Regions from separate parts of the Homo sapiens genome. Here region 1 is linked to region 2. Evidence: chromatin loops called from intact Hi-C (ENCODE). Cell type or tissue: natural killer cell. All regions are shown on one strand. Links, peaks and the distances in the headings refer to the core of each region. The heading gives the core; the rest is flanking DNA. Region 1 overlaps CTIF (cap binding complex dependent translation initiation factor). Region 2 overlaps SMAD7 (SMAD family member 7).

Evidence for each region. Hi-C counts contacts between places; a loop is a spot of excess contacts. Peaks named below come from ENCODE experiments on the same cell type or tissue, not always from the same donor. Only the 100,000 strongest peaks of a DNase experiment are listed, where the experiment ranks them.
Region 1: it touches region 2 in a loop (6-fold over the local background); 10 of 110 quality-filtered maps call a loop at or near these places.

The regions. Positions count from the first base shown.
Region 1 is chr18:48,807,957-48,823,803 of GRCh38, reverse strand. It overlaps CTIF (cap binding complex dependent translation initiation factor), which reads right to left. Exons shown (of 12, transcript NM_014772.3): 10 at 6,428-6,583. It overlaps CTIF-AS1 (CTIF antisense RNA 1), which reads left to right. Exons shown (of 3, transcript XR_935449.3): 3 at 1-5,804. Among named protein-coding and RNA genes, the nearest start is that of CTIF-AS1, 26 kb to the left of the region's middle. RefSeq lists enhancers at 2,469-2,538, 2,639-2,888, 9,473-9,632, 12,267-12,316. In natural killer cell, for the core only: no CTCF peak of the experiment used is centred there; DNase peaks (open chromatin) are centred at 8,073, 8,763, 9,583 and 10,233; H3K27ac peaks cover 4,459 bases.
Region 2 is chr18:48,930,654-48,946,500 of GRCh38, reverse strand. SMAD7 (SMAD family member 7) reads left to right here. Exons shown (of 4, transcript NM_005904.4): 3 at 3,946-4,020. Among named protein-coding and RNA genes, the nearest start is that of SMAD7, 12 kb to the left of the region's middle. RefSeq lists enhancers at 3,409-4,608, 4,093-5,050, 11,254-11,323, 12,765-13,650, 13,909-14,058. In natural killer cell, for the core only: no CTCF peak of the experiment used is centred there; DNase peaks (open chromatin) are centred at 2,110, 5,080 and 5,580; H3K4me3 peaks cover 295 bases; H3K27ac peaks cover 2,541 bases.

The DNA.
Region 1 (15,847 bases), core at 4,648-12,647, 130 kb after region 2:
TCCTGATCTTTGATTGGAAGATTTAATATTGTGAAAATGTTCACACTATTCAAAGCAATCTGCAGATTCAATGCAATCCCTATCAAAATCCCAGGGGCATTTTAAAAACAGAAGTATAGAAAACAATTCTAAGATTCACTTGGAAATATAAAAGAGCCCAAATAGCCAAAGCAATCTTGAGTGAAGAAGAACAAAGCTTGAGGCAATCACACTTCCTAATTTCAAAATGTATCCCGAAGCTACAGCAATCAAAACAGTATGGTACTGGTATGAAAACAGGCATATAGACCAATGAAACAAAATAGAGAGTCGAAAAATAAATCCACACATTTACAGTCGACTGATCTTCAACAAAGGTGCCAAGAACACACAATGGGGAAAAGACAGTCTCTTCAATAAACGGTCTTGGGAAGACTGGATATCCACACGAAGAAGAAATTATACTCTTATTTCATACCATATACAAAAATCAACTCAAAATGGATTGAAGACTTAAATATAAGACCTGAAACTGTAAAACTACTAGAAGAAAACATAAAGAAAAAGCATCTTGACGTTGGTCTGGACACTTTTTTTTTTTTGGATATGACTCCAAAAGCACAGGCAACAAAAGCAAAAATAGACAAGTAGGATTGCATCAAACTAAAATGCTTCTGCACAGCAAAGGAAATAATCAGCAGAGAGAAAGACAAAGTATGGAACAGGAGAAAATATTTGCAAACCATACATCTGATAAAGAGTTAATGTCCAAAATATATAAGGAACTCCTAAAACTCAATGGCAAAAAACCTAATAACTCAATTTAAAACTAGTCTAAGAATTGGAATAGACCTTTCTCCAAAGAAGACATGGAAAATGGCCAGCAGGTATATGAAAAGATGCTCAATGTCATTAATCATCAGGGAAATGCAAATTAATTAAAGCCACAATGAGATATCACCTCATACCTGTTAGAATGGCTGTGAGCAAAAAAAACAAAAGACAAACTGGTAAGGATGGAGAGAAATTAGAACCCTTGTACACTGTTGGTAGAAATGCAAAATGGTGCATCTGCTGTGGAAAACAAAATGGAGGGTCCTCAAAAACTTAAAAATAGAGCTGCCATATGATCCAGCAATCCCGCTTCTGAGTATTTATCCAAAAGAGCTTGAATCAGGATTTTGAAGAGATATAGCACTCTCATGTTCATTGCAGCTCTATTCACAATAAGCCAAGACACGGAAACAACCCAAATGTCCATCAGCAGATAAATGGATAAAACAATGTGTGTGTGTGTGTGTGTGTGTGTGTGTGTGTGTTGGGGGTGGGGGTGGGGAGATGAAGAGTGGTTGGGTAATGGGTACAAACATACAGTTAGATGGAATCAGCTCTAATGTTTGATAGCACAGTAGGGTGACTATGGTTAACAACAATGCATTATATATTTCAAAATAGCTAGAAGAGAGGACTTGAAATGTCCCTAAGACATAGAAATGATAAATACTCGAGGTGATGGATATCCTAAATTCCCTGACCTGATCATTACACATTCTATGCATGTAACAAAATATCACATGTACCCCATAAATATGTACAAATATTAACCTCCAAGAAAAAAATTTTAAAGTGGTATATACATACGATGGAATACTATTCAGCCTTTACAAAGAAGGAAACTGCAATATACAACAACATGGATGAACTCTGATGACATTACTAAATGAAATAAGCCAGTCACAGAAGAACGAATACTGCATAATTCCATTTACATGAGGTATCTAAAATAGTCAAATTCAAAGAAGCAACGAATAGTGGTTGCCAGAGGCTAGGGGGAAGTGCAGATGGGGAGTCGCTAATCAATGGGTGAAAGTTTAAGTTATGCAAGATGCATATGTTCTGGAGATCTGCACAACATTATGGCTATGGATACAATACTGTACTTTATCCTTAGAAACCTGTGAAGAGGGTAGATCCATATTCAGTATCCTTACCACAGTAAAACTAAAAATAGAAATTCAAAAATATTTAAAAAATAAAAAGGAGCTTGCTAAGCAAATATGAGTTGTAAATAGCAGAGCAAGGAGACTCCTGCAGCTACAGATGACCAATAATCTTCTTCAATCACTTTGAAAACCACCTCGGCAGAAACTATTTGTTCTTAAACAAGAAAAGCACACATTGAAAATTCTTCTTTTTCATCTCTGGAAGAAGGATCTCTGATTGGCATGTTAGTTGGGGCAAAAATGGAATCAATTCCACCAAGATCTACTGGGATCCTACCATATAGGTGCTGAGTTATGCACCAAGAAAACAAACAGAGTAGCCCCTGCTCTGCCTGCAAGGCAGTGAAATGGGGTGGTCAGATCTGGATTCCAGGACTGATTCTACCGCTTGGTGGCTGTGTGGCCCTGAGCAAGTTGCCTGACCTCTCTGCTCTCCTCTGAAAAATGGGGATGATAATCTTCAAAGTGCTGTCTGAGTTAAAAGAGAAAAGAACACACGAGGCACTCGATTGAGATGGAGGCGTCCATGCAGTGAGATGTGCTGCTACCGTTACTGAACACTACTACAAGGCAACGTGAAGAGGCTGGGGTGAGGATGGAGCAGTAAGGACAGAGGACACTTCCAGGTCCCTTAGGAGGAAGCTGTTGGTGTGCTGAGGGGGTGCCACACAGAAAAGGTGACTTCAAACTGGGCCTAGGAAGAAGTGTCAGGGACAGGAAGACAGAGAGGCAGAGATGACTCCAAAGTTTCAAGCTTGAGTAACTTAAAGAATGGTTAATTTGATGAGGTCAGGGTGTGAAAGGATGTCCCCAGGGACTCCCAGAGAGCTGGGTGTCCTCCAGGCTGAGGCGCCTGGGGACTAAGCACATGCTTGAGCTAAAGGAGCGTGGGGACCGAGTAAGCTTGGACCTCAGAATGAAGGGGGCCTCTGTGAGCACAAGGACCCCCAGACGGGCTGGATGGTGAGGACTTTGCATCTATCCCTTGGGTTTGTCCTCACCCTCAGCAAGACCCTTCACTCAGAGATGGCCTGTGGGTTTGGGTTTTACTCAGAAGCAGCAAGGAAAGCACTGCAGGGGAGCCCCGGGGGTACAGACGCAGGGGATGGAGTGAGTGACTTGACAGCGGAAAGGCCGTGGCGTGGGTTCTGGGGCTGCTACCTGGCTGCAGGGAGGCAGGCAGCATGGGTGGGGGCCTGCATGAGAGCTGCACTGAGCAGGGGGTCTTGGGGTGCAGTTCTGACCACATCCTTTTGGAGGGTCCTGAGGTATGACCTGGGACAGGTGTAGTGGGCAGCTGGAAATGTGGGCCTGCGGGTGGTTCTGGGAGTTGGGGGGATCTCAGGGCAAAGTGGGTGCTGTGGATTTGGGGTCAGACATCTACATGGCCCCAGGGGGAAAGCCTAAGCTTTTCCAGCATGGAGGGGGCTGCAGCTGTGCCTTTGGCTCTGGAAACTTCCATAAGCCGGCTCAACCTGCTTTAGGGATGTAGGTCAAGCCTGGTTATGAGGCAGCAAATGGCTTGAAGAATTCAGGGGTCCCTACGGAGCTGCGAAAGGCAACAGGCTGTTCACAAGGATTGTTGAGATCCGTAGGGCACCCCTTTAAGTCCCCATCTTTTCTTTTGGCCCAGTTTTAGGGAAGCCAAGATTTCTCCTGGAAAGAGCCCTACCTGGAGTTCAGGAGCTCCAGACCAGCTCTGGCATGGACCAGCTGTTTGTCCCTGGGCAGGACACTCAGCCCAAGTAGCCCTTTAAGATTAGGCATGTGCTCAGCCCCTAGGCCCCATCAGCCTAGATGACAACTAGCTCTCTGCCAGACGCCGTGCCCCGGGCACTTCCTTCCATCCTCCGGCCTCGTTGTCCCTAGTGCACTTAGCTGTCTCTCCATGCCTTGCCACCCTCCCTGCACCTTGCAGAGAAAGCAGCATGAGCACCATTTACAGATGAGGAAGCCAAAGCTCAAAGCAGGTAAATGCTTCCCAACGTGGTGCAGTTGATGAACAACAGAGCCAGGATGTGAACCCTGCTGCAGCCCGGCCCTAGTTAGCTTGGTACATGGGGCTCTGCCCTCTTCTTTTACAAATTGGAGAAGACCATAGGTGATTTATTTATTCTTCAAGTTTACCATGAGCATTGGATGGGTCTGTGTTTGTCAAACTGGCCCGAAAATTTGAATGCATCCAACAAGTGTGCGTTAGGCGTGGCTCTTTGTTCTTGTCTGCACACATCTCCTGGCACCTCCGGATCTCACACTGGAATATTTGCACTACCTCAGGCGGTGTTAAAAGTGTCCCAGCAGCCAGGGCCGGCGCTCGGCTACAGCCTTGCCTCCCTCTCGGAGGAGCAGGTGACGACAACACCAGGAGGTGTCCAGATCACGCAGAGGGAACGTGTTGGGGCAATTCAGGTCACTGCCCTAGAACAGTGCTGCTCCCTGTCTCGAGGTGGGTTGTCCAGGGCACAGGGCAATGCAGGCAAGGATGGGAGGACCCAAGAGGCCACGCAGGCCCGCTCCTAGCCTCCATGTCATTCCAAAGGGTGCAAAAAGCAGAGCTGCCAGCCCTCCTGGAGCTGCATTCTGAGCTCAAGGCACTTTGAGAGTGAAACAAAGTCAGGAGAGGCCATTGTCTGAATCTGCGAAACAAATCTGATTTCAAGTGCATTTGTTAAGAAATGTGGTTTGGGTACATGGAGTGGCAGAGGCTCATGGGTTTACAAAACACCCGAGAGAGAACTGTGTGCTCTGTGCTTGTCTGGAATGAGCATGCTATTGTTCTATAAACGGATGCTTCAAAAACACTCATAAATACACTCCCTCCCTTCTCTTAAATTGCTCTATTATTGTCTTTCTTTCAAAACCATAAAGATGCCCCTTGACCCCACAGCTCTCCTTCCCTGCTGCCATTCACAGAAAAACTTCTCGAAAGACGTGTCCACACTCCTGTCCTCACCTCCGCTGACACCCAGGGCCCGTGACCTGCTTGTTGCCAAACCCAGGACACTTTTCTGTCCTGGTCCTTTGATTCTCAGGAGGCTGTTCCTCCTTGTGTCCTGGTAGCCCCTGCAGAGGCCTGCCGGTGGTGGGAGGGTACAACATGGGGGAGGCGTCCAGGTCCCAGTGAAGGGCTGCTGTGAGGGTTCTTACACGCCCCCTTCCTCTCCCTCTCCATCTATACTCTCTTCCTGCGTGGTTCCATTTGGTCCCCAGCTTTGAGCACCAGGTGCATATCGATACTTCCCAGAACCCTCTATCCCCTACCTCCATGCGTGACCTCTTCAGGATCTCTAGACCCTTCCACCCGGCCAACCTCCGGGCAGTTCCCTAGGGACAGCTAACAGGCGACTCAAACATAACTGACTCTTGCTTTTCATCCCCATTCTATTTCTCATCCAGTATCCTCCATCTCAGAAAATGGGGCCACCAGGCTGGTAAACGGGGAGCCCATGTCCCCTCCTCCCTTCCCTCCAACTCACATTACCGAGTCCTGCTGGCTCTAACTCAGAAATTCAACTAGAGCCTAAACGTGCTCTTCGCCCTCACTCCGAGGCTGTCTTCCAAGCCACCAACCTCTTGCTGCGCAGCCTAAGCAGCCCCACTCGGCTTCCAGCTTCCACTTTGCCCCCTTTCAATTCTCTCCCCTGACAGCAGCCAGAGGGGTGTAGAAAGTGAGTTATAATATCTGGCAGTGCAACCACCTGCTAAATTCCTGCTTCTCAAAAGTTCCTTGGTCATTCTTGTTTCTTTCTTTTTCAGATGAAATTTAGAAGAAAATATGTTTTCATAGAATAAATAATCCAGTGGCAAACCAGTCCAATCCAATTCCAAGATCGCTCATTGAGACAACACTTACCATAGGCCTCCCCTCTGCAGCCAGTGCTCCCGATTGGGAATGACTGGAGCCTCAGTTCACAACACCCCACGGGGGAAGGGGGTGCTGGTTCCCTTTATATAAACCCAACGAAGAAAGACCTGGCTTTGGGGAGCAGAAGTGACTGCTGTTGCACATCTCTTTGCTGAAGGATGGGCCCCCTTTTTTTTTTTTTGGAGACCGAGTCTCGCTCTGTCGCCCAGGCTGGAGTGCAGTGTGCGATCTCGGCTCACTGCAGTCTCCACCTCCCAGGTTCAAGCAATTCTCCTGCCTCAGCCTCCCGAGTAGCTGGGATTACAGGCACCCACCACCACGCCTGGTTAATTTTTGCATTTTTAGTAGAGATGGGGTTTCATCGTGTTTGCCAGGATGGTCTCGATCTCCTTACCTCAGGTGATCCACCTGCCTTGGCCTCCCAAAGTGCTGGGATTACAGGTGTGAGCCACCGTGCCTGGCCCGGATGGGTCCCTTTCTAAGTGAGCCTACCCTCACAGCTTTGTCCCAGTTATCTGAGACGCATTCCAGACCTGGTGCTGTCTGGCTGTGCAGGGGGCACAGGCGGCAGGTCTCTTACCTCCCTGAGGCAGGTGTAGATGGGGCACACGAGCACACGGAAGGGCTCGCCTGTGCTGCTGCGCATGGTGCCGAAGACCTCGCACAGGAAGGTGATGAAGCCCAGCCAGCGCTCCACGTCCTGCTGCTGCAGCTCCTCGCGCACCGTGAAGTCCTTCTGTGGAGGCATGAGAGACCGCGTCAGCCTCCCGGGGCTGGGGAGGGGCCTGGGTGCCACCCTGCTGTGCAGAGCATCTGTTGTCTTGGGGCTGCTCCTGGGCAGCAGGCAAACCCCATGTTTTAAATGAGGATGGGGGTGCGTGATTGCACTCTCTGTGGCTGGGACCACCCTGACCTGGGGCCATAACACCTCTTCTTCAGGTGTCCCCAGGTTGGGGACACAGCTTCCTTGCCTCTAGGCATTGCCCAGACCTGCTGGTCATCCTCCTTCACTGACAGCAATGCTGATGTGGGAGGATGAGGTAGAACGGGAGGTGACACCCTCCCCAGACTCAGCACTTTTCCACTTAACTCCCTGTGGCTAAACCGTCTCCCTTTGCTAACCCCCAAGTCATGCCCTCTGCGTGGTGGACTGGGGGTAACCAGAACACTGCCCACCCACACATCATCAGCAGTGGCAACAGAGGACCATGTGGGCTAGCGCCCCAGCACTGGGCTACACAGCTACAGCCCGTCCCTCGAGGGGCCTAGGCATTCATTCGTTCATTCATTCATTCATCCTCCTTAAAAATATTATTGCCCCATTGTGTGACAGGCTCTGCACTAGGAGCTAAGATAAGACATATTCATTCATCACTGTGATACAAGAGAAGAAAGTATAAAAAACCAAGGAGCTGGGTTCCATGGGATGGTCGCTAGGGAAGGTTTTGGGGATGGGGCCATGAAATACCACAGTCATACCAGTGCTCAACAGAAAGGTTAATATAGCTAAGGTGTGGAGACCACACAGGAGGCCACTGCAAGCATCCAGGCAGGATGAAATTAAAACCTCAGCGCTCTGAGAGCTGAAAGATAAGAATCTGGGGTAGCTTAAATAATATTCAGAAAGATATTTCCCCTACCTCTTGTCTTTGGTTTTGGCCATATGTCTTGCTTTGGCCAATAGAATGAGGCAGGAGTGATGGTGTGCCAATTCTGATGTGAGGCGTTAAATATTTATGTTGACTTTCATGTTTCTTCTGTCATCCTAAGAAGACTCTCTCTGGGCTAGCCTGATGGTCCCAGGGAGAAGGTGGGCAACATATGCGACAGGGCCTCACCTAAGTCTAGCCTAGGTCAGGTGACCCCCAACCAACCTGCACACACACCATCTACATGCACGCTTACTGCTGCGTGCCACTGAGATTTTTATGGTTGTTTGTTCAGCCTCAATAGCTGACCAATACAGGAGTGACACAAGAGACATTGTGAAGGTCAATAGTACTTGCTAAGTGGTGGGTTGTAAGGGTTGATGGAAAGGGGAGACTCCAAGATGACGCCAAGATTCTTGGTCTGGGTGACTGTGTCACCACCAAAATAGAACATGGGAAGACAGGTTGTAGAATGTGACTCAGAGCATTCCCACAGCCCAGTCCCCCACACCACTGCTGACTTCAGCCAAGCATCCTTGGCACCAGAATCTCAGCATCTCCAGAGATGGAAGGCCCTCAGAGATGACTTGGTTAACATCTGTCCCTTGTGAGTGATGAAGGTGCAATCTAGAGGGTGGGCCTTGGTCTCCTCAGGTGGCAGGTCAGGGGCTGGCTGAGAAGCCCTGCAGTGCCAGCTTTGGATGAGCCTAGGCCACAGCTTATAATGACCTGAGTTTCATCAGTTACAAAAAAGTATATACTTGTGTGTGTATCTATAACTATTTTGATATCTATATTTATATGTAAAACAGTAACAGCAGCAGCTGCTATTTGTGAGCCAGACACTGAGCCAAGGATATTAATTGTGGTATTTTACATAGTTATCACAATGGTCCTATAAGGCAGGTCCTATTACTGCCCCATTTTATAGATGGAGAATCTGAGGATAGAGAAGTTGTGTAACTTGCCCATGACTATGAGCCAGTGGCAGGGCTGGGATTCAAACTGACGTCAGCCTGCTCTGGAGACCAAACATTTTTTCTCCTTATGGTGTTTTTTATTTTTCAAAAAATGTTTTTGTGTATATTTAAGGTATACAACATGATGCAATGGGATACATATAGGCAGTAAAAAGGTTACTATAGTGAAGCAAACAACATATCCATCATCTCACAGTTACCCATTTTTGTTTTGTTTGTTTTTGTGGCAAGAGCAGCTCTTATGGTGTTTTTAAATTGGAAAGTAGTGCATCAGAGCCCACGCTTAGTCACTCTCCAAGTCTGTACTTTCCACGAAGCCATTTGTCCACACGGTCCCTTGTAAGTGCAGCCATGCCTGCAGACCTCATGGGCCTCATATTGACCCCTCAGGCCTCCTGCCTCCCCACTCCTTTCTCACTGAATTGTCCACCTGGGTATGATTGTAGAGTTCTGCTGTTTATCTTTCACCCAGGGTGAAAAGGGACCACAAGAGACTCCAGGGACCCCGCAAGTAGTGCGTGCCCAGCATCTTTGACAGCTTTGTCTCTTCTCCCTAGTCCAGAGCCTGGAGCAGGCAGTGTTCACAGGGGGTCCTAGCTGTTCAGGGTCTTTGTGAATGAATGAATTACATTGCCTGCCACCCCAGGGCCTGCCAAGGACCCTGCACTACTGGGCTTGAAGTCACACATCTTTTGGTGGTTTCATTCTCATGAACCTTTGTTTATCCCACAATATTCTTATGTGATCTGAGCAAGAGTGGGCATTACCATTCTCATTTTAAAATGGGGACAACTAAGGCACAAAGATATTAAAAGACATGACTAAGGCCACACAGTACTAGAACTTGAATGAAAAATTAAGCCCCTTCTCTGCTCTGGGTTAAACGCTCTTGCCCTGGTTGTACATTGGAGTCACCTGGAGGAACTCTGAGGCTGCTGATGTTGGGACCCCACCCCGGAAAGTCTTGTGTAACTGGTCAGGGTGGGGCTCAGACACTGGTAATTTTTGGCAGCTCCCCAGCTGATTCTAACGTGCAACCATGGCTCTGAACCACAACTCTAGGCCTTTATCAAGTGCTAACTCGGGTGTTAAAATGGTGCCCCTCTATCAACCCCCAGCTTGTCATTTCCTTATATTCCCTAAAAATACCCATGAAGGCACACATCAAAGAACAAAGTCCCACAGCAACACTGAGAAGGAAGATAACAGTTCCCCAGCAGACTCCTCCCAGACTCAGGAGGTGACATCATTAACTAAAGTGCTGTCACCAACAAATTCTGGTTGCCCAGGGGACCCAGAAGACCAAAGACAGGGGGTAGCTTGAGGCTTCAGCCCCTTCCTCTATCTGTCTCTGGCTGGTAGACAGTATCTGTCAGTACTAGCAAAGCCCTGTGCCTGTGTATTAAGGCAGCTCCCATCTGCACCACCCTTATTCCAGGCCTTGGAGATTCGGGGCAGTGCAGGGGCAGGAGGAGACTGGGTGAAATGCTGTGTCCTTTAAGGGATGGTGCTCTCAGGCAAAGCCCTCTGGGGCAGGAAAAAACTTGGAGGCAGTGTGTACAAGGAACTGAAGTTTTAAAAAATAGATTGCATCTGATCAAAGAACTAGCTCTTGACTCAGTTTCTTCCTGATCATCCATGGCATCAAGAGAGCATTCTGTTTTGGGCTAGCAAAGGTTACTAGGAGATTGAATGCCTGCTAAATATTGGAAATTGGATTTGAGATGAGCTCATGAAGCCACCCTCCAGCTTTAGGTCTGAGAGGGAGACTCTGCCTAAGCAGACACCAAGCTAGTCCAAGGCTGATGCGCACAGCAAACACAAAAGACCAGACAGGGGTGATCTCATTCAGGATTGAGGGAGGCGCAGAGCAATATGGCATCTACACAAAAATCCTGCCTGGCAGAATAAAGGAGCAGTGTCGTGAAAACTTAATGGAAATGTGTAACTCTGAACATATTAATGACAATCAACCAGATATAAATAAAATGAAAAACTCAAGTGCAAAACATGTGGGCTTGTATGTAAGGAGAATGACAATATAGATTCTATGATGTGTGAATAGGCATTCGAAGGAAGGGATTGTGATTAGCTAAGCAACTCTCAGGCTGAAATGAAGTGTGAGACAGGAACTGGGATTAGGAGAGAGCCAATGGAAACTAGAAATCCAACAGCAAAATCAAAATGAATTGGAGGCAGTAAAGGATAGAATGGATAATGCAGAAAAAGTAATGCAGAAGATAAACTTGGAAACCACCTAGAGAGCAGAATAGATAAATAGACCAGAAAGCTGAATACAAAGATAAATAGACTAGAAACAAAAAGAAAAACGATAGAGAAGATAGAGAGTGGACATCTAGTCTGTGAATTAGAGAAGTTTTCAAAAAGCATACCAGAATACACAGAACAAAGAGAGCAGAGAAATAAACTTTCTCACTGAAAATAAATAATAATAAAAATGAGTTGACTCTTTGGGTAAAAAGTGTTCACAGTGTTCCGGAAGTCCCTTGCCCTGCCCCAGTTTTACTTAGCGGAATAATTTTCTTTTCTTTTTTCATTTTTTTTTTTTTTTTTGAGACAGGGTCTCGCTTTGTTGCCCAGGCTGCAGTGCAGTGGTGCGATTAAGGCTCACTGCAGCCTCGACCTCTTAGGCTCAAGTGATCCTTCCACCTCAGCTTCCTGAGTAGCTGGGACTACAGGCATATAACACTATGCCTGGCTAACTTTTAAATTTTTTTGTAGAGACAAGGTCTACGTTGCCCCCGCTGAATTTTCTTTTTTAGTTTCGCAGAAAAAGAAAAATTTAAAAACAGCTACGAAGGAACAAAAGACAGTCTTCTTACAAAGGAAGAAAAATCTGGTTGGCCTTATACTTCTTTATTTGAGGTTAAAAATTCAGAGACATGAAGGCAACGTCTTCATGAGTTTGAAGGGAAAAGAACAAACCTGCCTATGAGTGAAAGCGAGAGAAAGATCTTACATAAGCAAGTTCTAAAACAAATCACTCCTACATGTTTATCTTAAAAAATTCAATGCTGCAGTTGCTATGAAAAATAGTATGGCCAGCTGGGCGCGGTGGCTCACACCTATAATCCCAGCACTTTGGGAGGCCAAGGCAGGTCGATCGCTTGAGGTCAGGAGTTCGAGACCAGCCCGAGCAACATGGTGAAACCCCGCCTCTACTAAAAATATAAAAAATTAGCCAGGTGTGGTGGTGGGTGCCTGTAATCCAAGCTACTCGGGAGGCTGAGGCAGGAGAACTGCTTGATCCCGGGAGGCGGAGGTGGCAGTGAGCTGAGATCATGCCACTGCACCCCAGCCTGGGGGACAGAGTGAGACTCCATCTCAAAAAACAAAATAGTATGGTGATTCTTCGAAAAATCAAAAACAGAATTACTATATGATCCAGCAATTCCACTTCTGGGTATATATCCAAAGGAAATGAAATCAGGATTTCAAAGAGATGTCAGTATGTAGCATTACTGACAAGAGGTGGGAGCAACCCAGGCATCCACCCACAGATGAATGGATCAACAATACGTGATATATACATACAGTGGAATACTATTCAGCCTTAAAAACAGAAAGAAATTCTGACACATGCTGCAACGTGAATGAACCCTCAGCACATTATGCAAAGTGAAATAAGCCAGTCACAAAAAGACAATACTGCATGATTTCACTTATGCAGGTATCTAAAGTAGCCAAACCCATAAACAGAAACGACAGTAGAATGGTGGTTACAAGGAGCTGGGGAGCAGGGGACATGGGGGGTTAATAGGTAGAGAGTTTCAGTCTTGCAAGATGAAGAAGTTTTAGAGACTGGTTGCATGAGAATGTGACTCTACACTATTGAACTGTACACTTAGAAATGCTTGAAATAGTATATTTTATGTTATTTTAAAACTACAATTAAAAATAATAAAAAATAAAAAGAACTTTCCGAATGCATGTTATGGCCAACAAAATTTATGATTTAACTCTGAGGAAACCATGGTATAGAAGAAACAGAAGGGAAAACTGAAACTACAACCAGGTAGACTTATTAAGTTAAGTTAAAATAAGTCATTATAATTTTGGTTATACAATGGAATCAAAAGCCAGAAATAATCCTTGGAAGAGAAGATATTTAATTTTAAAATGTAATTTAAATAAGAATTTTATAGTAGTAGTGACTTAATAATCCAAGATTAAATTACTAGAGATTAGTAAATACTGGTGGGAAGGGGATAGAAGTCTGTAAAGCACACAACATTTCCTAATTTAGGCCATAAGGATTCACAGGTTATTGCATCTTTCTTAAGCTTGGGAATCAGAGAAAAAAAATGAAAGTATGCCTTTAAAATGCTAAAAGTAAACACTAGTAACCACTAGCAGAACTGAAAACAGGATATAAAAAAATAAATGGATGGGTAAAAACAAGAGTGAGCAAATGAAAATAAAGTAGTAGTAAAAGGGAAGTATTTTTAAGATAACAATTATTAAATAAAATTATAAGGTTTTATATATAAAAATACAATCCATAATAAAGAGATAACACAAAATGTTATAGACTTTATAGTATAGATTTGAATATACCTGAAGCTATTGAAACATAAGAAAAAAAAAAGAAACATAGGAAAAAAACCAGAAAGGAAGAATTATATCAGGAAATAAAACCACTAACATTCTATGGCCGATTAAATGAATAAAAAACAAATGACTTAGGTGATTTAAATAATATAGTTAATAAGATTAAATTGAAACAAGCTTCATAGTAAGCTGTGATCTCAGTATAAATTTCAAAACATAGAAATTGTACAGGTTACATACTGGGACTATGAATTAACAACAATTAAAAAATAGCCAATTGCTTGAATACTTAAAAGGTATTCTTCTAAAGAAAAATGAAATAAAGACATACTCAAATATACAATACCTGTATTAGATTATCTAGGAAATAACTATAAAAACTTGTGGGATGTGGTCAAAACTATAATGAAAGGTCAATTTATAGTCTTAACTATTTTGGCCACTAAATAATGGAAGAAAATATATCATCTAAACCAATGTTATCCAATATGGTAGCCACTATCCACATGTGACAATATATTGAGCCCTTGAAGTGTGGCTATCCCGACTGATATGGGCTGTAAGCGTAAAACAGATATTACTTTTCAAAGGCTTAGTATAAAAACTAGAATGTAAAATGTCTCATATTTTAAAAATATTACCTACCTATGAAATTTTATAACACATATTATTAAATTTAAAATTACATATGTAGATCACATTATACTTCTACCAGACAATGTTGATCTAAACATTTAACTAAAACAATTAGAAAACCAACAATAGCTAAGGAAATATAAGGACATAATACAGATAAAACCCCCAAATTAATTACTTAGGAAATAGAGAAAGGAAATCACATATAAAATCAAGAAAGAAGAAACAGAAATAAAATTAGATATGAAAACAGATATGATATAGAAAAAAAGTATAATAAAATTATTTATAACTCTATGTTGATAATTTTGAAAAAATGATGAAATAGGTGATTCATTAAAAAAATCAACATTTGCTAAAAAAGAAATGAGCCAGAATAAACTAAAAATTCATAAGCTAAAATGAAAGTTATGAAAGAATTACCTTTATAAGGAAATCTCTAAACTTACAATTTTTATAGGTAAGTTCATTCAAACTTCCAAAAAATTAGGTAACTGCTTTCCTTTGCAAACTGACTCAGAACATAGAAAAAGAGACGCTTTCCAACCAGTTCCCTATAAACAAAATCTCATGATAGTAAGTTACAAATAAGGAAGTCTACAAGTTAATCTTGCTAATGTGAATAGATATAAAATCCCAAGTGAAATACTAACAAACAGATCCATTATAACCAAGTAGATTTTTATCAGGAAGGCATGGATGACTTAGTATCAGGAAATCTATAAATGTAATGTATTACTTCAATAGGCTTGATTAAAAAACGGCAGCAACACCTATGACCCTTAGAATGGAAGAGATAAAATGATTTGATTAAATATATGGAAAATCTGAGAGAAGCCTTTAATAAAGAGTATCATTAACAAGAGAGTTCAGTGACTAATTAATAAGAATATTTAGATACAAAATTAATACACAAAATCAACAGCTTTCTTTTATGACAGAATTAACTAGTGAGATTTTAATGTACAAAGCTCATTTAATAAAGCAATAAAATACTTAAGTGACATTATTAAGAAATATGCAAGAATTCTATAAAGAAAATTGCCTAACAAAACTGAAAGATTTAAGAGAACGTCTTCAACTAGCGAAGAAACACACACAATTCCTTATTGAGAAGACAGCATTGTGAAGATGGTAATTCTCTTTGAAATAATTCACAGGTTTAATATCAATCTGTACTCCATATCCCAATGTGAACTTTTTTGGGAGAAAAGGAAATGAAGACTTGAAAAAATAATCCTAAAAGTAATTTGAAAGAATAGCAAGGGAAATAACTAAAAACAAAACAACATTGGAAAGAGTTACACTACTCTTAACTTATCCTTAATAAAGCTTTATTCATTAAGAGGCTGTAGAGCTGACATCCGAATGGAGAGCTAGATCAGATAGCCTAGAAACAAATTTGGCATCCACAAAGGTTTATCACATGATCCCTTGAGGACCACAAATCAGTGGCAAAGGAAGCATTATTCACTCAAGCAACAGTGCAGGGACAGCTGTCTAAGTATCAGGAGGAAAATAATTTAGAATCTTACTTCACACTGGGCTCTAAAATAAATTCCAGATGGAATAAAGAGTCAAATGTTAAAAAAAAAAAAAAAAAGGACCAAAAATTTGAAGAGAATGAAAGAGTATTTCTCACATTTCTGGAAGGAGGGGGGCTTTCTTCACTAAGACAATGGAAGAATGCATCAAAATATTAAAAGACAATTGATATGCTCAGGAAAATACACGCAATAAATGTGACAAAGGGCAATGGTCTTAATATATAAATAGTGTGTTCAAATTTGTAATAAAAGTATGAAATCCCTCATGAACAAATGGGGAAAGGGCATTAAGAGGTAAATCCTGTGTCAAAATGTAAATTACTAATACATATATGAAAACAACTTAATTCAATATCAGTAGTAATTGAATGAATGAAAACGTCTTTTTCCCATCTATATATATAAGGACAACTTAAAATGGTAATTGTCAATGCTGGTAAGGATGCAGTGAGACAGGCACTTATATATGGGCATTGGTATGACTTTTCTGAAAATCCTTAAAATAAGTCTTAAGAGTTCTTATTGTTTGCTCTGGTAGTTGCACTTCTGGTAATTATCATAAGGAAACAATTTAAAATATTAGAAAAAATAAGCTTAATGCACATAAAAATCTAAA
Region 2 (15,847 bases), core at 693-8,692:
GCCCCCACGAAGGGAATTGTCCTGCCACATTGGAGGACAGCCAGGTCTGGAGCTGGAGCACACCCCCCCCGCCCCCCTCACAGGTCTGGGGCTGGTTTTGCCAGCTGCTGTGGCCGGGGGCATTGAGGTCAGACCACAGATGGGCGCTGACCCAGGTCTTCATCCCCATTTTGCGTATGGGAGAATGTTTGGCCCGGGAATCTACATGGACCATTTACATTCTTCAGTTTCTATGTCCCTTAGGTTGAATTTTTGGTCTTGGGTTACTAGATGAAACAGGCACAAAGTTTTACAGTGGACAACTGTTAAAATCTTAACCAGTTGCACAACTAAAGGAATACATCCTGTGAAGTCTCCATCTTAGGAAAAGGTGGTGGGAATGGGGCTGGGGCCTGGTACCCTGCAGCCTTTGGAGACACAGAGGGCTCAAAGCTAGGAACTCCATTTTGCTATAATTTAAGCCACTCCACTCAGCATCTGGGAGGCCTGGACTTTAGACACCTAGGTACTGTGTGGTCCAACCAGGAGAGCCTTCTTTGAAAGAGTGTTCACATGACTGAACCTAGGGGAGGCCAGTTGTGACTTGTGGCTGTCAGAAGTCAGAAAGACACCCCCACCTCCACATCCCACAAGAAGTCAGAATTTGCTGTTTAAAGCTGGATCTCGGGGATAGCTGTGTGGGCTCTGCTTCCCGTGTTTCATTGTATCTGATGGTCTGAAAGGTTTGAGGAATGGCTGGCCTTGGGGGGTTGCTGGGTGAGCTCTTGAGGGACCCAGGTGGCCAGTATCCATGGGCAGATCCAGCCTGCAAATCCAGATCGGAAGTCTGGTGTCTTGACCTGAGATCTGGCACTGCGTTTCTCTCTTAACCGAGGTCCCTCTTAACTTTTCTAGGCCTCTTTTAAAATCAGCATGATGAAAGAGATTAGGTCATTCATTCATTTATTCATTCATTGGTTCAGTCATTCATTTTACAGGCATGATGATGTGCCTACCTAGAAATTTGAGGATTCCGATGCAGTGCTGTGTTCTTTTTTTTTCCGAGACAGTCTCATTCTGTGCCCAGGCTGGAGTGCAGTGGCCCGATCTCGGCTCACTGCAAGCTCCACCTCCTGGGTTCACACCATTGTCCTGCCTCAGCCTCCCGAGCAGCTGGGACTACAGGTGCCCGTCACCATGCCCAGCTAATTTTTTGTATTTTTAGTAGAGACGGGGTTTCACCGAGTTAGCCAGGATGGTCTCGATCTCCTGACCTCGTGTGATCTGCCCACCTCTGCTTCCCAAAGTGCTGGGATTACAGGCGTGAGCCACTGCACCTGGCAGTGCTGTGTTCTTTTATAACCAGGGTTCATTTGAGTTCTGGGTTGGTTGAACTACCTGGGGCAGAGCTGGGACCCTTGGGGTACAGTGGTGAGTAGGGGCTCCTCTGTCTTTAACAGTACTTAGGAAGCTCAGAACGCAGTTGCTGAGACTATCGTGGGACTCCCAGCTCCTTTACCTTGTACTCATTCTCAATAGTTCGCTCCTTGGCTGCTCCCCAGGGTTGGGTTTTCAAAGACTCTGTTGGAGCTGCTCGGAGAAAGGAATGAGTCTTTTTCTCTCGCAGAACCTAGTGCTTACCAAGTGCTTGATAACACTTAGTGTTGCGTGAGTCAGGAGTGGCCTAGAGCTTCTGTCTGCCAGCCAGCCTGGGCTCTGGGGAACAGGCGACACAGGCCTAAGGTGAGACCCTGACTTCAGAGATCTGTCTATGCGGAGCTTTTCTGTGGGTGAGAGATGGAGGTATGGCTCCTTTAACCTTGAGGCCAGTCTGGATGGCCTGGCCACCTCCAGGAAAGAGGGTAGGGACTCCATAGCCTGCCTGGGGAGTGAGAGCCATGGGATAGGGCTGGACTCTTGGGAATAGCCCAGCTCACTGGGTGGCCCTTTGAGCTAGTCAGTGACGCCTCAGTTTACCTGGCTGCCTATGGAACAGGTATACTTTGCTTCTTCACAGGGGTGGTAGGGAGGCTTAATTAACGTTTGTAAATCCCTCTTGAGATCAAAGCCACTGCAGAAGGGCAGAGCACCATTTCACAAAAATGCTTGTGGTTGCCTGTGTGGAGCTGGCTTACCTTTGATCTGAGATGGGCTGACACCCTGAATGTGGTCTCAGCTCTGCTCTGAGATGCCCGGCTTTTCCTTTGAAACACACCTTGCCCCTGGGATTCTGCCAGCCAAAGGTGGCGGGGAGTGGCTGTGGATAAGTCATTATGTTTAATGTGGGGGTGTCTTCCATCTGGGAGGAGTGGGTGGAGGAGAGGGTTGAGAAGCCTATCTCTAGAAAATGATGAAGGCCATCAAAATGGTTTAGAAAGTGCAGGGTATACACCATTTAACAAGTAACTCCATTTCCTGCCTGCCTCTATTGTTTTCTGTTTGATTAAGTGTATCCTGTAAAACTGTATATTCCTGTTAGGAATTAGACTTTACCCTGATAAAATGAGATTACACACACAGTCTTCTTTCCCCCTACCCACCGCAGCCACCTCACCCCCACGCCTGCCTCCACTTCTGCCCCTCGCCCGCTTAGGAGAGTTCTTGAAAAGTTGTCCTTCCAGCCTTGAGAATGTGGGAGAGGGAGTGACCCTGAGTTAGAGAGAGAAACTTAGCATTAAGAGGGCAGACAGCAGAAACCCAGAGATGGTTTGGGGCTATGTGTAGGCCACTAAAGGATTCCCATGGGCTACTTGCCCGTCTGCTCTTTTTTTTTGGCTTTCCTATTTGCCAGCATGGCCAAGTGGTTCCAACTGGAAACCCACAGGGACATTGTCCTGGTGGCCTGGGGTAGGAGGCCTGGTGTCTGCACGATCCAACCTGTTGTGTTTGCTGCGGACCTGGGCAGCACCTTTCCTTAGCCGGGCTCTCCGCTAGGACTTCAGGGAGTTTGGCGCTGCCAGTGGTGCATGACAAGCTTACAGGGTCTTGTGTATTTGTGTTTCATGGGACTAATGAGTTGTGGTTCATGGACATTAGGTTTTGCTTTAATTGCTTGGAGGGCGGTTGTGGAGACTGTTTCTCAGCTGGAATTGTCATTATCCTCATTAACGGTGAGGTCACTGTGCAGAGTACCTGAGGGTGACAGAAGTTGAAGAGAAGTCTAGTTAAGGGCAGATGCAATCTAAAGGTAAAAATCAGTGAGGAAACTCCGAGTGTTGGGTGCCAAATGTTTTATAGGAACTGAGGGCAGAGAGCCTTAGCAGGTCTGGGGTTGCCTGGGAAGGTTTCCAGAGATGAGGGGTTTGGACTAGCCTGGGAGAGGTAGAACATTTCCCCTCCGGCTCGGAGCCTTGCTGAGAATGTTCTCTGTCTTGATCTGGTGGTGGTTACACAGATGTATACATGAGTAACATTCATTGCGTCTACTTGGGATTTTGTATACTTTGCTCTACTTAAGTTAGTCCTCAATTAAAAAAGGGGAAAGAAGTCCCGGCAGCCCAACATCAATCTTGAGAATGTTTTCAAGAACTGGGAAACCTGTCTTTAAAAGGATGAAGGCAGAGAGGACATGGGCTCCAAGGAGAGAGCCTTCTGCCCTTGATGAGGGATGACAGAGCAACCAGGGTTGAGAAAGTCCAACCCAAACCTCCTTTGACCTTGGGAACCACCTGGTATCCGTAATGGGGGACTGGTAATGCAAGAGAAATTCCAGCCAGTCTCATTGAGCCTGACTCGAGTAATGATTAACTGGCTGCCCGGAGCCCAGACGGGTGACAAGGTGCTGTGGTCTGTCTTACGATGGGCAGTGAAGCCTGAGCAGACCATTAATAATCAGCATCAAGGCCGCGAGTCAGCCTTTTGGAATGTGTGGTTTGTCTTTCATGCTGTTTAGAGCGTGCTTAAAGATGGATCTTGGTGTTTTTATTTGTGTATTTATTTCTTTCTCTCCCCTTTTCAAATCCACAGCAGACTGTCCAGATGCTGTGCCTTCCTCCGCTGAAACAGGGGGAACGAATTATCTGGCCCCTGGGGGGCTTTCAGGTAAGATGCTTTCTCTTATTTTCCTGGCAATTCCAACCTTTTTTGAAATTGCTAAAGACTGGAGGAATGGGGGTGGCCTTCTGCCACCCCAGCTGGTCTGGACTTCATTCTCATTTTTATATGCCTTAAGTTGGATGCATCGGTGGTGACATTGTGGTGCCCTTCAGCTCCTCATCCTGCAGTCCTTTACGCTCTGGACACTGGATCCGTTCCGTGGACGGGGAGACAAGAGCGAGCTGGGGATTGCTTTGGTGTGTGAAGTGTTGCCCGGTTATTTTTAAGCAGCTCCTGGCTTGGGGGGCTTCAGCTTGGTGACTTTGGTGTCATTAACTCATGCATTTGAGCTCTTTTTTTGCTTTTGCTCTTTGCGCATGGGGGATGTAAAGGGAATGGACCCACCTTTAGGGAACTTGTTGAAGACAGATCCCAAGCATACGATGGGATTTCAGAGTAGATCTGAGGCTTCCCTCCCAAGTTCTGATTCCCAGCCCAGCCTGCTGCAGGATTTTGCAGCACATGTCTGGGGCTGGGAGCACCAGGGTGGGAGCACTGCCAACAGTAGGAGCTGTAATTGTTCCCTAGCGGGGCAGGTTTTCCTCAGGGCTCACAGGTATGCGTGAAGGCCTGGAATGCCAGTGCTGGGGGGTCACGGGGCTGGCTGACAGGCACGGGGTAGCCAGAGCATTGTTGTTCCTGAGGATGCGAAAAGAGGGCAGTACTTAGAGAAACTCACTGGTTATGTACATGGGACGCATTTCATGTTGTTCTGAAGAAATCCTATTTCTACCTGTTTTTCCATCCCCACCATGTCATCACTAGATTTTCTAAGAACTGGCTGAAGCAAGAGGGAAAACGACCTTAAAAACAGAAATTCCAGCAGAGTTTTGGGCATTTGGCATTTCCTTGCCTGTAGGATCACGTGGTAGCAGCTCGAATAGAAGCTGTGCCCTGTTGTGGTGTATCCTCTTGTGTGAGGGGCACCCTTTTTTGTGGGGTACCTGCTCTGACTACTTGGTGGTGTGTCTTCCATGGCTGGCTCAGGCAAAGTTCATTCCCGGACGGCTCCCTCCCCGGCTCTCCTCTTCAGGAACTGAGCTTGCTGAGAACGTCTTTAGGGAGACCCTTGTTTGTTTTCATTTCAATGCAATATATACTCTGTTATCTGAGACTGAGGGTATTGTTTACTCAAAGCTTCTAATGAGAATTGAGCAGGAAAAAGAGGGACCTAGAGAAGGGAGGGGGCTTCAGGCAGTACGGTGGGAGTGGACAGAGGAGTTGAGGAGGGAGAAAAGGCAGCAGTGTGTGAACTGCATCTTTTCTGCTTTCTAAGGCTGAGAGAGTTCTTGAAAGAAAGAAGGCCAATGAGAGGAAAGGGTCTCAGCAGAATAACACGCTCAGGATGTTGTTAGATGGTTTTATTTTTTAAACCCTGAATGTGCAGGGAGGAGCCCCGGCCCCTCCAAACCACATGAAATAAGCAAGGGAAGTGGCAGCTTTTGAAAGGGTCCTTTCGGAAGGTTTGTCTTCTTGATAACATCTTGTCTGTCTCCCCTGCCGGAGGAAATGACGACACCAGGCTGAGATACCAGCCTGAGTGCCTCCTCACCCGCCCGTGCCATGTGACCTGTGAAGCCCTCAGGAGATGGGTGGGCTTTTTTTTTTTTTTCTTTTTTGACAAAGTCTCGCTCTGTCGCCCAGGCTGGAGTGCAGTGGCGCGATTTCGGCTCACACAGACGGAGTCTCGCTCTGTCACCAGGCTGGAGTGCAGTGGCCCGATTTCGGCTCACTGCAACCTCCACCTCCCAGGTTCAAGCAATTCTCCTGCCTCAGCCTCCCAAGTAGCTGGGATTACAGGCATCCACCACTGTGCCCAGCTAATTTTTTGTATTTTTAGTAGAGATGGGGTTTCGCCATGTTGGCCAGGCTGGTCTTGAACTCCTGACCTCGGATGATCCACCCACCCTTTCCTCCCCAAGTGCTGAGATTACAGGTGTGAGCCACTGCGCCTGGCCGATGGGTGGGCTTTTTTTCCCCAAAGCTCTTCCAGTCCTAGAAAGAAACTGGGGGTAAAACAATCATTAACTCCTTCCCCTCACCCCTCCAGGTAATTGTAGACACAGATATTAATAAGGAGCTGCCAGGAAGAAGCAGTGACTCTCTGAAGGGCAGTGTGGCTTCAGAAGACTGCAGAGAGAAGAGGGGGCCTTCCACATGGCAAGAGCATTTGTTTTGAATTTCAGCTCTTGATTTACTAATTCCAAAGGCTTCAAAGTTTGAGCTCCTTCTTCTTTCCGTTCAGAGTTGGTGCAGTGTATTCATAATGGGCCATGGTGGGGAGGGTACACTGTTTTGGGGGTTGATGTCACCGGCTTGGGGGCGTCTGGAGGGGAGGTGATGGGCACGGAGAAAACCTAGGGCTGTCCTCTTTGTAGCGAGAATGCCTTCCAAAAGGGAACTTTATTGGCCCCTGTCCAGGGCAGAGAGTTTTGTAAATGGAGAAAGCCCAAACCTCCTCCTTTTCAAGAAGTTGATCGTTCCATGGGGGGTGGCCTGGGTGTGTCTGCCTTGCTGTGGATGAGGCCAGTGACTGGATGTGGCAGGGCTGGATGGGGGAAGGGGCATAGCAGACACTGAGGTTGGGGGGTGGGAGCCTGGCAGCAAGGTGGGGAGCAGTGAAAACTGAGGAGTTTCTCCCTCCTCCTCCTTGAAATAACCTCTCTGAGCCTCTTTCACAGGCCCTGTGTGCTGTTTTCCTTCCTGTCCTGCCCTGGCTGAGAGCGGGCTTAATGAATGGGGCTCAGTTTAGGGTGGGAGGAAGGTCGGCAGCAGGAGCCAGGGCTTGATTCTCTTGGCAAGGGAAGAAGGGAAAGAAAAAACAGCCGAATGTGAAAATGTGGTGCCTCGGAGGTGGGGGTGGGGTGTGCTCAAAGGCCGGTCCTCTCCTGAAATGCAGGGGTGACTCCAAGGCTGGCCCTTCCCTTTCCTGCGCCCTTGCAAACTGCCCGGGAGGAAGGGGAGTGGGCGGGTAGGAGCCCGGGGGCGGGGCTGCTGGCTGCAGGTTGGAATTCCAGCATTGCAGCTTTGTTTTGGGGGGGTGTGGGGGGGTGGGTAGACGACAGGCCTGGTCGTTAGGGACTTGCAGTGAAACACACCCCACCCTTGCAAGTTTCCTCGGTCTGGGAAAATGGGACATTTTTAGAAGGCAGTGACTTGCTTCCAGGAGATTGTACTTTCATTTTTGACAGCTGGCTCTCTGAGACAGATGGATTGCTGGGTGCAAGCTTGTGTGTGTATGCGTGTGTGTGTGTTGTGGGGGTGGGTGTGTGGGTGGGTGGGTTTTGCCGCAGACGTACAGATAGACAATCCCGTGCGCAAACACATGAGAGCGTGCGGATGCCCACAGGCAGGCTCTGGGATAGGGTGGGTCCCTGTCGCTGGGGTGGGTTGATGTCAGGGCGGCCTCTCCAAGAGGTTGTGGACTTGTGGGGTGGAGTTTGTGGATTGATTCTGCTTTGTGATTTGGCAGTCTGTGCCTGACTCTCTGGGATGGGTGTCTTTTGAAAGGCATGCAACTCCAGAACAGGTCCTTGCTGCTGCTTGGACATGGATGTGTCATGGCTCAGGAAGATCACCTGGGAGAGGTCTGATGTAGCTGGGAAGCCTCTAGGCTCAGCTCCGTCGTGGAGATGGAAAGGATTTGCTCCCAGAGCTTTCCGGGGATCACTGGGAATGCAGAGCATGTGTTGGAAGCTATCATCTTTGCAGCCTCCATCTGGAGTTTCTGTCTGGGGGCTTTCATTTTGCCTGTCTGCTGTCCTGGTTTGAGTGGGTTGAGGGAGCAGCATCTCCCTTGTGAGTTGTAGGTTATTCAGCTGCAGACTCATCTTCTAGCCTCCTCCTTTATATATGAATGTCTGGAGCTGGCTGGGCCTCAGCCATATGGACCTGCCCAGTTAGGGTAGGGATTGGAAGCCAGCAACCACTTGTAGTTATTTAAACTTCAAAAGAAGTGCTCCCATGGATCTCAAGGAGGGAGGTAGGAGGCAGTGGAGACAGAAGTGCTCACGTGTCCTGGGAAACTCCATCTCTTGGCTGTGCGAAGTCATGCTTGTTGGAGAGACCCGGCACCATGCCTCCAACCCAAGGGTGGCCAACTCTTTGCTTGAGATTCATATGTGGCTACTAGTCCCCAAGTCTGGGGGATGGGAGCGTCCTTGAGTCAGTATCCATTCAGCATCCAAGGATGTTTCTGTCTCCTTCTCTTTGATCCTTGCTGGCATCTGTCATAGTCTCAGAGGAGAGCCTTCAAAAATACCTATATAATCTGAAAATGCACCCCTGGCTCAGTCCACAGTTGACTTGGGCTCAAACCAAGTAGCTTAGGAAACATTGCTCCATCCTGTTTTAAGGAAAGTTAATCAGCTGCACGTGAACAATTATTCATTGTCTGGCTTGGAATTGTGATCATGAACTGGGAACCTGGGCCTGGGCGCCTGTTGCTCTGCTTTTAAATTAAGTCACCTCCCCCTGCCTGGCTACAAAACAGCTCATGGTTTCACTGAGGTCTCTAATGCCATTGTGGAGTGAGGGCAGGGGGCACAGGTTGAGCTCACAGGCATGTGGGCCTTTCATCCAAATGCTCATGAGCGTGGACTTTGGGGGACTCAGGTGGACAGGTGCTTGTGACCATGAGCAAGCTCCTTCCTTCCCATCCCCTTAGTACCCTGCAGGCCACTGTGAGAAATGACGGCCTAGAACTCAGGGGACACCTTCTGCCTCTCCTTAAACACCTGCCAACAGGATGAGTCAGGGCTGGGGCGGGCTCACCTGGTGCACACCCACACCCTGGTGAAGACCAGTCCTGGACCCCGCCTCTTCTGCAGTGCCCCAGGTCATGCACTTCCCCCTGGAGAAGGGCTTACTGATAAAACCCCTTTTGTCCTGGAAAGAATGAGGCAGTCCGGCAGGGGTTAAATACAGGGTGACAGCATTTAAAATCTCTGGAGCAAATTTGGGCTGCTCTGCCGGCCAGACAAGATGGTCTGCTGCCGCCTCACGCATCCTGTCCCCAGGCTGAACTGGGCCAGCAAAGGGAGAGGGCCAGGTGAAGGCCAGGCTTTGGGTGGTGTCACTTTTGGTGACACTGTAGCATGCTGATTGCCCCTCACTTCCTACACACACACACACACACACACACACACACACACACACACACATGCCTTTACTTAGCAAAGCCTGACTGTAGCTGCGTAGACTTGTACACCTATGGGACCTCCGTGGCAAGCTCAGAGCCGGTGGAGCAGTGAAAAGGGAGGAAATGCCGAAGAATTCATGATCAAGTTTGGCTTCCTTTGCTTCTTTTTAAAATTTTTTAATGTTTTAATTTTTTTTTTTTTTAATTCGAGATGGAGTTTTGCTCTGTCGCCCAGGCTGGAGTGCAATGGCAGGATCTCGAGTCACTGCAACCTCTGCCTCCTGGATTCAAGGGACTCTCCTGCCTCAGCCTCTGAGTAGTTGGATTGCAGGCGTGCACCACCACGCCCGGCTAATTTGTGTACTTTTTTGTAGAGAGAGGGTTTTGCCATGTTGGTCAGGCTGGTCTTGAACTCCTGACCTCAGGTGATCCGCCCGCCTTGGCCTCCCAAAGTGCTGGGATTCCAGGCATGAGCCACTGCGCCCGGCCTCTTTGCTCCTTTATTATTGTTGTTACTGTGTCATAATTCCTTGCAGAATTATGATGGCCAGGCTGGTCTTTACTTCCTTCGGTCCAGGCCTTGAACTCGGAGCAGCACTCTCAAAGCAGTTGTCTTCACCTGGCAGAAGAAAAAAAAGGTGTAAAGTGCTGGTTCCTGGACTTGCTCGCACACTAAAATCCCTCGGGATTCAGCTTCCCAGATAACTTTCTTGCTTCTTTGTAGAGACATTTGAGAGAAAACTATTATTAACTATACATGGTCCACTGTTTTGCTTTGCTGTCATGAATGGGATTGTAAAAGGGACCCATGGGACCGGGTTTCCTTTTGGGACGATGAAAATGTTCTGGAACTGTAGAGTGGTGATGGTTGCACAGTTCACCGAATGTATTCAATGCCATTGGTGGCACATTTTAAGTTATGTGTATTTTACCACAAGTTTGACCAAAAAATGGCCAGCGGTAGGTTTTAAATACATGTAGATACTTGGATAATCTATAAGGAACAGTGATTGTGGAGAGTAAAATTGGAGAGACTTCTGTTAGTTGCCTAGGACCTGATGATGGTAGACACTTGTTTTGGTGGCAGCCCTGAGGTCACATGGGAAGTACATTGATGGACCAGGGAGCAAGGCTGGTAGCCTGCCTGGGATCTCGTGTGTGTGTGTGTGGTGTGTGTGTGTGTGTGTGTGTGTGTGTGTGTGTGTGTGTTTTGAGATGGAGTCTCACTCTGTCACCCTGGCTGGAGGGCAGTGGCGTGATCTCGGCTCACTACAACCTCCACCTCCTGGGTTCAAGCCATTCTCATGCGTCAGTATCCCTAGCAGCTGGGATTACAGGCGTGCCACACCATGCCTGGCTAATTTTTTTCTAGTAGAAAGGGCGTTTCACCATGTTGGCCAGACTGGTCTCGAACTCCTAACCTCAAGTGATCCTCCCGACTTAGCCTCCCAAAGTGCTGGGATTATAGGCGTGTACCACCACGCCTGGCCTTCTGCTGTGTGTTACCTGAGCAAGCAGACACATCTGTGCTGATCCTTCGACCTTCCTTTTTTCTTCGTGGGTTCCAGAAATGAGAGACAGGAAAGTTCCCTCTGGTTTGATTCCCGGCCTGACTTTTCTGCTGGGGGAAGTGAATATGCTTGTTCTCACTCTGCGGGGTCCCCCTGGCCTGCCCATCCCAGTGACTGCGAACCAGGATGGTGCCAGGGTTGGCTCCAAAAGCTGGTGATCCAGACCCTTCCTGGGCCCCTGGAGACCCCAGTCCCTGTGATGTCCTTGCCCAAGTTCTAGGGCTGCAGTGGCCGTAGGTGACTGGCCCGGGCACCCTCCCTTTGCGGGAGCCTCGTGAAAGGATACTGTAAGCACAGCCACAGGGAGGTCACCACTGGCCCTACCACCTCTCGCTCGGTATTGAATGGCTAGCCCCAAGCCTGGCTGCCTGCCTACTGTCACACAGAGGCTTCCTCTCCGGGCTATTTTCAGCGGGAAGATATTATTAACTGCTGAGGCACAGTTCTCAATTTAGTGGTTAACACACCAAGAAAGCAACACTCACCTGATCCCGGCCACTCTACCTAAACCTGTTGGCTCACTTGGGGGACTCGGCTGCCCCCCAGCCTCTCTGTTTCTCTCTGTGGGTTCACCTGGGAGATGTGGGCTTCCACTCCCGTGGAAGGTGCCCCGTGGATTCAGTATCTGCTAGAGAGAGAACCAGGCTTCTTACGAAGCCAACTCTTAAAAGGTGTAGAAAATGATCGTATTTATACTCTAAGATGGGGACATTTTTTGATAGGGGTGGGCACTGGCTGGGAAAAGGGACTTTCAGCGGTGTTGAGGACAGTTATTTAAAACAGGGTGATAACTTTCACCTTGTAAGTTAACAGGAAATATTGGGACAAGACAGGAAATTGCATCATCTTTTTTTTTGAGAATAACTCCAGAGAAAAGTGGTTCGTGAAAGGTAGTGGCTGAGAAACGGCTAGCCTGTTTTCTGTTTTGTGTTTTTTTTTTCTTCCCTTCCACTCCCACGAGAACATGTAGGCCATTTTCTTTAAGAAAGAGGCTGTTTGAGAACTTTATGTTATTTTTATTATTTAAAAAAATATTTTACCAGAAGGGTCACCTTCAGTTGAAATGTTAACTGCCGCCTTATTTCCCATTTTACTAAAGAATCTTTCATGACTTTTTCAGCTTCCTTCCCCAAATGGTAAGGCCAAGCAGCTCTTGGCTGGAAGCTAATTTTGGTTTGGCTGGGGAGTCCTCAACACTGAGCCCCACCCAGTGTCATTAGCTCAGTTTTAACTTGCAAAAAAAAGATTGTATTTTTTTTTTTGATGGGGGGTACGTAAGAATTTACTCACGCCTTTAGCCTTTTTACCCACCCCCGGTACTGCCTTCCCCTAACAGAGGCACCTGGCACTTAGCCGCCGGGAACTCAGGGCTGCCTTCGTGTTTTCAAGCCACCGTGTCCCCCTCATCCTGCAGGAGTTCTGTAACTTTCCTGAGACTATTTCTAGGGTGCTAGTGAGGAGTGGAGGGGAAATGGGTCTCGGAGCTGCCCTGGTACAGCTGTGTCCAGTAACGGTGCTGTGCTTTGGAGGAAGGAGTGATATGGTTCACCTAGAAGCATCTCCCAGAGAGGGGGCTTATCACAGCCCTACAGTGGTGCAGATAAGGTCCAGTTCCATTTTTTGTCTCTGGGTTTCTAAATCCCCTCTTTGTTGATGTCATTGTTCTAATGACACAGGGCATGGGACAGTGCCCCGGCCCGTGCTGCCAAGGAGCCGTCTTTAGGACAGAGACCAGAAAGAAAGAGACCTGTGTGTGTGGCTGGCCCGCTCTCCACTCACGCTCACCCCCACCCTCCCAGCTTTTTCCTTAGCGTGCTTTGTTTTGTTTTCATAACACAACAAGGGCCCTGGGGTGTGTAAAAGCATTGTTGAACACTTGGTGAGGGCAACTTGTCCAAACAGAGCAGGACGCCAAAGCAGAATGCTGTGGGCAGGTGGTGTGCCCACAGAGGTTGGTGGGCCGGCGCCGGCCTTGGAAACACCTCTCAGTGGCATATGCCGCGGCGGCTGAGTGTGACCTAGCGCAGAACAGGGCTTCCCTCTTGTGTCCTCCGTGGGGAGTCCAGGAGAGGGACTTGGTCCTTCTGGCTGACTCCGTGCTTGGAAGGTGTGCTCCCCTCTCAGGTGGGTTCACATGTGCCTCCCTCTGCCGGGTGTGAAGCTAGGTGGGCCCGCTGCTTTGGAAGAAGCCAGTGTGTCCCTGTGGTTTGTTTATGGAGCAAATATGTATTGACACCTATTATGTGCCAGGCTGTGTGCTGTGCAGAGGACCAGTTCCTGGGCTGGGTTAGAATTAAGAATTGGCAGTTGGAATGGCTTGTCCGAAGGTGATGTTGAATCCATGGGGATGGAGCCGGCGGGAGGGGGGATTGACTAGGAGTTGCCTCTACCTGGAGGCAGGCAGGGGCAGCTTCTGTAGGACAGAGGAGCCTGGTCCCTCCATGAAGCCAGGCCATAGGTGGGGGAGGTGCAGGGTGGGCCCCCTGGGATGGGCCTAGCTCTTGAGTCATCCACTTCTACTTCTGCTTTGGTTGTGTGGTCTGTTGAGAATTGAGATAAAGCAAAGCTTGTGGATAAACAGAGGTAGGTCTCCCGGGTTTTGGTTCCAGCCCGCCTCCCCACCCCGCTTCTTGCTGATTGTAAGATGACAGCAGGAAGAACAGGAGCTGTGGTTATAATCCACCCTCCAGACCCTGGTAGTACCTGGGGCACAGCACAGAGTGGAAGTGACCAGCCTAGCGCCAGGCTCCTCAGTGGACCACGGCCAAGGGGTGGGGAAACATCTGGAAAGACAGTATCTAATGTCTTGACAGCCAGAGGAGAAGTGGGATGTTTTCAAAGCCCAGGAGTGACTTTCCCTTTGTAACTCCAGAGGACTTGATTCGCAACGAAGACCATCTGGGGGATGAAGGAAATTCTTGCTTTTTAATTTTAAATCTGAGGGTTAAGCCCGTTTCTGAGGTGTCAGCCCTGTGTGTGAGGCCCTGGCCTGTCTGGGGTTGGGTTTGGATGAAATAATCTAAGATGCAGTTACCAGGGTGTTTCCTTTTCACATTCATCCTTCTCTGTCTGTTCCCCCGGGGCCAACCGATGGCTTCCAAGCTCTGTGGAGTTCACTAATTGAATTACTCTTCTCGCTCCTCCGTGAAGCCCCACCAGGAAGAAAAGGCGGGGAGAGCTGCTTTTGCTGGGGGGTTTGATCAGAGCAGAAAGGGAAGATCTGGTCTCAATTCCAATTTCATCTTGCAAAGTCGGGACTTTCTTTCAGCCAGAAGACAACTCAGATAACCAGGCCAGCGACTGTGTGCTCATTTCAGTATTGCTTTCTTACGTTTTGATCTGCGACTGTCACTCAACAGGAACAAAAACAATAAGACGCCAAGATATGACTGTGCCGTTGGCAGATTAGCTGTCTGCATTTTCTGGGGTGGCTCACTCGGAGGTTAAATGATTGTCCCTGTCCCCTGTCCCACCTTCCAGTCACCTCATGAAGCTGTTAAGTGTCTCCTTCCCCTGCAGGCTAAGTGAGGATCATCAAGAGCTGGGCCTGGGGACCTTGTCAGCCTCACTGCAGCCTCTGAGCCAGCCCTGCCCCACCCCCTCATGAATCAGTAACCAAGAGGGAAAATTAAAAAGTTAGTTATCAGTGTGATCTGAGTGCACCATACCGTTCTTACAAATAGATGGGCCCCATCTCCTGCTCAGTGGGGGCACAATCAAAACCCTGCTGGGGGGGCTGTTTTCTGGGGAAGAGCCCAGGATCGTGGGGCCTGCAAAAACTCAGAAGCCCCCCCACCTTCCCCCCAGGGTGTCCAGGATGCCCTAGTCCCAGGAGGGGGCTGGGAGAGAATTACAATGTCGGGGCCAGCATCCTCCACTTTCCTGTCACTAGAGGCTGGCCTGCTCTCCTGGGTTGAGGCCGAGTGTCTCAGCCCCTGGCTGGCCACATGGCCTTGCAGGAGCCATTTCTGTGTTCTGGGCCTCAGTTTTCTCATCTGCAAAATAAGGGCTTGGGCTTGGCTGCCAAGTCCCTTCGGTGATCTGTGATCTTTGTCTCTTGGATTTGAGGGGTGTGGGAATGATCCCCCTATTGATGAGATATCCCTATGGAAGCCAAAGACTGCTTCCATTTTAAAATAAAAAGGTTGTAGTTCTTTCTGTCTCTTGGCTCGCAAACTCTTCCAAGTATGGGTGAAAGCTGAGGACTCTGTTCAGAAAAATGCATGCTATACCACAATTTGTATACATCTGCAGGGGGCCGATATCTTTGCTGAAGCCCAGTCCCACCCGTGGAATCCCCAGTTCAGGAAATCTATGCTTATGAGGACTAGTTATGGGGGTGCAAAGGAGAGCCTTAAGAGAGCTGAGGCCTTTTTCTTTTATTGTGGTAAAATATACATAAAATATACCATATTAACAATTTTTAAGTGTATAGTTCTGTGGCATTAAGTACATTCATATTGTGCTATTATCCCCACCGTCCACATCCAGAACTTTTTCATCTTCCCTAGCTGAAACTTTGTTCCCATGAAACACTAACTTCCCTTCTCCCCTCCCCCAGCACTTGGCACCCACCATTCTTTCTGTCTATGAATTTGCCTCCTCCTCTAGGTACTTCATAGAATAGTGGAATCAGACAGTGTTTGTCCTTTTGTGATCGGCTTATTTCACTTAACATAATGCCCTCAGGGTTCATCCATACTCTAGCGTATGTCAGAATTTCCTTCTTTTTTAAGGCTGAATAATATTTTATTGTATGAATATTCCATGTCTGGTTGATTTATTGCTTGATGGACACTTGGCTTGCTTCTACCTTTTGGCTATTGTGAATAATGCTGCTGTGAACATGGATGTGCAAATACCACTGGAGTCGCCGCTTTCAGTTCTTCTGGGTATATACCCAGAGGTGGAATTGCTAAATTACACTGTCATTCTGTGTTTAATTTTTTAAGGCATCGCCAACGGTAGGGCCTCCTTGACTTGTGCCTCATGTGTCGGCACACACCGATCGCATGCGGTGGGGGAGCCCTACCCACCGGGGTGGGCTTGAGGGCGAATCCTG